2 separate regions of the Homo sapiens genome follow, and region 1 is linked to region 2. A link is a loop called in an ENCODE intact Hi-C map of the cell type or tissue named here. Cell type or tissue: PC-3. All regions are shown on one strand. Links, peaks and the distances in the headings refer to the core of each region. The heading gives the core; the rest is flanking DNA.

The links. Hi-C counts contacts between places; a loop is a spot of excess contacts. Peaks named below come from ENCODE experiments on the same cell type or tissue, not always from the same donor. Only the 100,000 strongest peaks of a DNase experiment are listed, where the experiment ranks them.
Region 1: a loop joins it to region 2, with 6 times the contacts of the local background. A loop is called at or near these places in 39 of 110 quality-filtered maps.

The regions. Positions count from the first base shown.
Region 1 is chr21:37,085,934-37,088,853 of GRCh38, reverse strand. It overlaps TTC3 (tetratricopeptide repeat domain 3), which reads right to left. Exons shown (of 46, transcript NM_001330683.2): 2 at 1,453-1,607; 3 at 979-1,021; 4 at 508-658; 5 at 1-55. The coding sequence starts at 1,596. Among named protein-coding and RNA genes, the nearest start is that of TTC3, 14 kb to the right of the region's middle. In PC-3, for the core only: a CTCF peak has its summit at 1,534; a DNase peak (open chromatin) is centred at 1,523.
Region 2 is chr21:36,975,925-36,978,844 of GRCh38, reverse strand. It overlaps a transcript of HLCS not described here. Among named protein-coding and RNA genes, the nearest start is that of HLCS, 11 kb to the right of the region's middle. In PC-3, for the core only: a CTCF peak has its summit at 1,661 (motif pointing left); a DNase peak (open chromatin) is centred at 1,634; H3K4me3 peaks cover 985 bases; H3K27ac peaks cover 1,365 bases.

The DNA of each region.
Region 1 (2,920 bases), core at 268-2,767, 110 kb before region 2:
CATCAACTCAAGATGTTGTAGTTTCTTCAAATTTATCTCAGAAGCACGTGAATTGCTTAAAGACAAATTTATTTTTTAAAAGATTAGATTCTCATATATACAAATTCATTGAACTTTATGCTTAGCTATATATCTCAAACCATTAAAAAATAAGTTCTCTTTTTCTTCACTCTAGGTAACAATAACTAAGCTATTTATTAAATGAACAAAATACTGTATCTTTTTCCTCTCTTCTGCACTATAACACTGATACTTATAAACACCCATGTTAATTCCTCCTGACTCAGCTTCCAGTCTACCATCTAGTACTATTCAGAATTTCACTGATTATGTTACAATTATTCATTCATATCCAAATCTCAAGTATTTGTTTTTTCCACCCTATTACACAAACGTTGAGCAGCATACAAGAATAAGACATAAGCCTTCCATTGAACTTGCATTTCTTGGTATTGGGTAACATGTTTATCACTGTCCACACAAAATGAGCAACATATAGTAACTTACTTGGCGTCCACACAGGGATGCAATCGTGATATTACGGAACTGTTTTGATGTTGAAACAGAAGTGGCCAGAAGATGTTTATTTTAATGGCATCGCAATAATCTTGCAGGACAGAAATTGGTTTACTACACCATATACTGCAGATGTCAAATTCTTAATTAAAAAAAAAGTTTAAAATTAATGTTTGTGCCTCATTTTTTTAATGAATCAACACTTAATAGTAAAAAGGCAAAAATGGATATGGAGAGGGAAGAAATGAATGAATGAAGTATTCTAGCCTGTTAAATGTTAAGAATATTTAAGTGCTGGCAAAAACTCTATTTTAACAAAGAAAAGTTCTGATTTCTAGTGAAAAACTAGTAAGAATACATTTTTAAAAGGCATATAAATCTGTTGTATTGCTATGACAGGATGGATGGACCTCCCTTTGTAGTCTTTCCATAAATTAACATTAAAAATACCAACGTACTCACCCAAATTCCTCTCACTTTGGATATAATCTTTATATTGCACACCCTAAAAAGAAGAAAATTATTTTGATTTGTGTCTAGTAAAATGTTCTTGATTTTTAATCTAAGGATTATCAGAACTAACCAAAGAACTTTCAGTGGGCATTTATTTATATGCTTCAAACACATCTTCAGCCAAAGAGTCTTAATTTGAGACCCGTTTTACAGTATTACCTGAGTTTGCTTCTATGGCTCTCCCCAAGAGCTTTTCTTATGCCCTGTCAGAAAACCACCTTTTGCCACCACTCATTCTCTGGCACTCCACAATCTTATTTTTGAGCCAGTGCTTACTTTCCCTTCTCAAATCAACTTTTCAACAGCATGTGTACCTCCCTGTCAAAACGCACGTACCACAAAAACATCTTTACTCAGATAGCCCTAAACCAGAAAACCTTCAATACACAATGTCAAAAATGAAAAATTAGCAAACCTACTTACCACCCCATCACAGTAAAGCTGAGTCACACGAACATAATCATTGCTCATAAATTCAGCAGCAAAGACACAATCATCCACGTGAGGGCAATCTTCTAACAAGGCATAATCCGCCACAGTGAAATCTCCCTCAGCAAAATTGTCCATGGTGCACAAGTCTAAGGAGACAACACAAACTCAAGTCAGTAATTAAATCATTTGAGATAACAGAAGAAAGTTTTCCTGGCTTCTATGGTATATTAGAAAAATACTTGGAACCTATGCCCAAGGAAATAACTCCTATCAGAACACTGAGCTCCGAAAGATTCTCGTCCCCATTCTGCTGACTTTTCCTCTCTCTCCAGATAATTTAATCTATTTCTTCCTTTCCTCAGGTTCACATATTCACCATCTCTACTCTAAGTTAACCTGTTTACATGTCTCCTTTAAATAGAGGATCATCAAGGGCATCTTATTTATCTTTGTATGTGCCTAGCACATGGTAAGCTCTCAAATAAGTGTTTGCTGAATGAAGAAAAGACATCTTCCTGTTGCTGCACTTGTACCCTACCTGCTTTTACTGCATTCTGTGAAATATGCCATTTCATCATACACAAACTGTTATATTCTCAATCTCCTGGCCTAACCTAAATCCTGACTCCACTGAGAACTTTCCTATCAACTGCTCATATTCTCCTATCCATCTCAGTGTGTTTCTGTCTTGGGCAAAGGAGTAGGGCTAGAGTGGTACAGGGTAAGTCTGCCAATCTCCTAACTCCCCAAGGCGGCATCCAGACCTTCCATCCTCCTATCGACTGCTGCTTCTAATGCTCTCACAACTACTGCAATACACAATCAGCACTGCTAAATCGCAAAAAGGAAAAAACCCTCACATTATCAAAAGCCATGTTTTAAAAATACGTATTTCAATGGGGGGCAAGGGGGATTGGTGGTAAAGTTTCAGACTAAGGGTTTTTTTTCCTGAAGAATCTTCAATAATAAGGATTTTTATAGTTATCAGAGAATAGCTACATAGGCCAAACATCACTGAAAAATGCACCATTTTATTACTTCTAGCTCTTGCCCATATAATGGCTTTCTTTTCCTATCATCACCAGCGCATCATAAACACTATTACTTGTACCTATCACTTCACCATTATTATCCTACTATTATTAGGATAAACCAAGTTTCTTCTTTCCAAAGCAAGAACACTACCAGTCCTTGAAGTTCAAATCTATTTATTTAATCAATCCATCTCATGATGTCCAATTTGCTGTATGAAAACTTCACAATATCACAAGTGAAGAATAATAACAATCTTCCTAGCAAACTATTTGTACTATGTGTCACATACTGTACCAAATGTTTTACATGCATTATTTCACTAATCTTCACAGCAATTCTTCTTAGCAGGCACAATTATCGTTATCTCCACTGTACAGATGGGAAAATGCTCACTTAAATCAAGTAATTTGCTCATGTCACCAAG
Region 2 (2,920 bases), core at 287-2,786:
GATGCATCTGTGCTGGTTTTGCCGCAGTGTCTGGAGTTCCCAGCTGAGTCCGCTGTTGAACAGTTCTCTTCATGTGCTTTGCTCGGTGACACGTACATTCCCAAGGCGTCTGCTACAGGGTCTCTTTAAGGGTCTCCCGACCCTTCAGTCCTGCCAGCTTCGCACTCTTCTCTGCCCCAGCTAGTCTCTGGCCTTGCACCCTGGGGCTCTTCTTGCCCCCTTCTCAGGGCTCAGTGTGCTCTACAGGATCCCACCCAGCAGTCCTCAGGCTGCAGTTTAATCAGGACGCTTCCAGCCTCCTTCCCACACTGTGGGGTCCTATTCTTAATTTTCTTTTTTTTTTTTTGTTTGAGGTGGGAGTCTTGCTCTGTCGCCCAGGCTGGAGTGCAGTGGCACAATCTTGGCTCACTGCAACCTCTGTTTCCTGGATTCAAGTGATTCTCTTGCCTCAGCCTCCTGAGCAGCTGGGACTACGTTGCACCACCATGCCTGGCTAATTTTTTGTATTTTTAGTAGAGATGGGGTTTCACCATGTTGGCCAGGCTGGTCTCGAACTCCTGACCTCAGGTGATCCACCCGCCTTGATCTCCCAAAGTGCTGGGATTACAGGCATGAACCACCGCGTTTGGCCCCTATTCTTAGTTTTATAAATTAATGGGATGATAAAAGCAGCAGCGTAGGACTTGGAAACTGACTTGTTTAAACTAACACAGTTGGCAGATAAAGTAACTTAACCTGAAGGAGCACTTCAAGTGGTTGGGATTTCTGGCACCATGATTGACCAGTTGAGGAAAATTCAGGCAGATGGGCTTTTCCGTGCCTGAAAAAGGCAACTCGATTTACTGGGAAGGAACTCCCCACCCCGACTTTGTGTAATAGTTTCCCCACGAAGAGCGCTCATGAGGATGAAGTGAAAGCGCGTTGCCCTTCTATTCCCTTCCTGTTCACTCTGCCCAGGTGGGCAGTTGCTGGGTCACAATAGTCTGCACTCTTAGCCTGTGTGGCTGTTCTCTGTGAACCCGCCCACCCACACCAGGTGGATGCTATTATTATTCCTGCATTGGAGCTGTGGAACGAGAGGCATTTGCCCTGGTCACATGGCCACTGAATGTGTGCATTTTGTTGGGGAGTTGGGGGGTCAGAGGCAGTATCTGAACCCAGGGTTTCTGATTCCAGACCATGGCCTCTATTGCTTCACTACACAAACGGCAACTCACACAGGCTCAATATTGGGCTGCTGGGCAGGATGACTGGCTAATGCCTTTTTCATGTGGTTGTAAAAGTTTTAATTTCTTTCCACATTCATTTATTTGACCTCTTAAAGCTGCCTCTGTGCAAACCCTTTAAAAGTGAAACATTTGTTCAAGAAATGAGTCACGATTGTTAGGAAGACAATGATGAACATATTAGGAGTGGGGCTCCCCCATTTGCAGAGCAATCTCCCATCCATTGAGGTGGTTTAGACTTTTGAGGGTGTTTTGGAGGGTGGGGGCAGTGGCCCCATGTGCTTACCTGGAAGCTTATGGTACTGATCACCCCTCTGGAGGGCCTGTCTGATAGGCAGGAAACTGCTCACAGATTTCTCCCTTCGCCCAACCAGGACCTGATTTTTACATGCCTGAAATATAAAGGACCACTCCCCTCTGCTGGACGAAGATAAATTTGCTTTTAACAGAGAAAAAATTTGTGACCGCTTCGCTCTCTAGTGGTCAACTAGGTAAAAGAGCTAGCAGTTCTACGTCACTTTACAAACTGAGGTATGAACCTCAGTTTTTGAGGTAGTTGCAAAAACTTTCAGTGAGCACCTACTATGTATAGGCACAATGCTAAATACCAGGGATATGAAGGTGAATAAGAGAGCACCAATATCAAATGTTTGTAGATTGCATCATATTGTAAATGTACGAGGACCACAGAATTTGAGAGATGGAGGGGAAGTTAGAGATGATCTGGCTTGTGTCCCTCTTTTTTTTTCCTAAGTTGAAAAACTGTGACCTAGAGAGATGAGATAATTTGCTTAAGATCACATGGCTGGTTCGGAAGAGGGGAAAAAAGGAGTGCTGATGAAATTCAGTGGAATGTCACCTTCTAATTTTTATCACCTATTATTTTGAAATAATTTTAGGCTTACAAAAGAGAAATAGTACAGAGAGTTCTTTGAAACTTCACCCAGCTTCCTCTAATGCTAACATCTTACACAACCATGGATTTACCAAAACTGACATTGGTGCAACATTATTATTATTATTGTTATTTATTTTTTGAGACAGTCTGGCTCTGTTGCCCAGGCTGGAGTGTAGTGATGCAATCTTGGATCACTGCAACCTCTGCCTCCCGGGTTCAAATGATTCTGCTGCCTCAGCCTCCCGAGTAGCTGGGATTGCAGGTGCACACCACCACGCCCAGCTAACTTGTATTTTTCTGTGTGTGTATGCGTGTGTGTGTGTGTGTGACTGACTTCCTTAAAACAGTAATGACTTACTGATAGTCAGCTATTGTACAGAAAGGGTATCACAAACCTCTTTGTCTTTTGGATCATGCCTCTGTTTTCAGAGCAGGTTGTTTTCCCAGGTGATTTTGATGACATCCCACCTGCAGCTTTTTAGATGTGTCCAAGTTGGGGACAATCCCGGCCTGTTCAACTGACCTGGATACAAAGGCTGTCAGGGCTGGCAGTGGTGCACCTTGAACCTTCTGCCACTCTTGCGTCTTGGATCTTGAGTTTCATTTCTATTTTTGTCGGGTATAGAGCATTCTTTGCTCTTGGTTGCCTAGTTTATCCAGAGAAGGACTTTGGGGCCAAAAGGACACAAATTCAAACATCAGTTTCCCCACCTAATTATGGGAGCTCAAGTTCTAAAATTCAACTGTTCTAAAATTCAGTTTCTTCCTTTGCAAGATGGGGACAATAATGGTCACC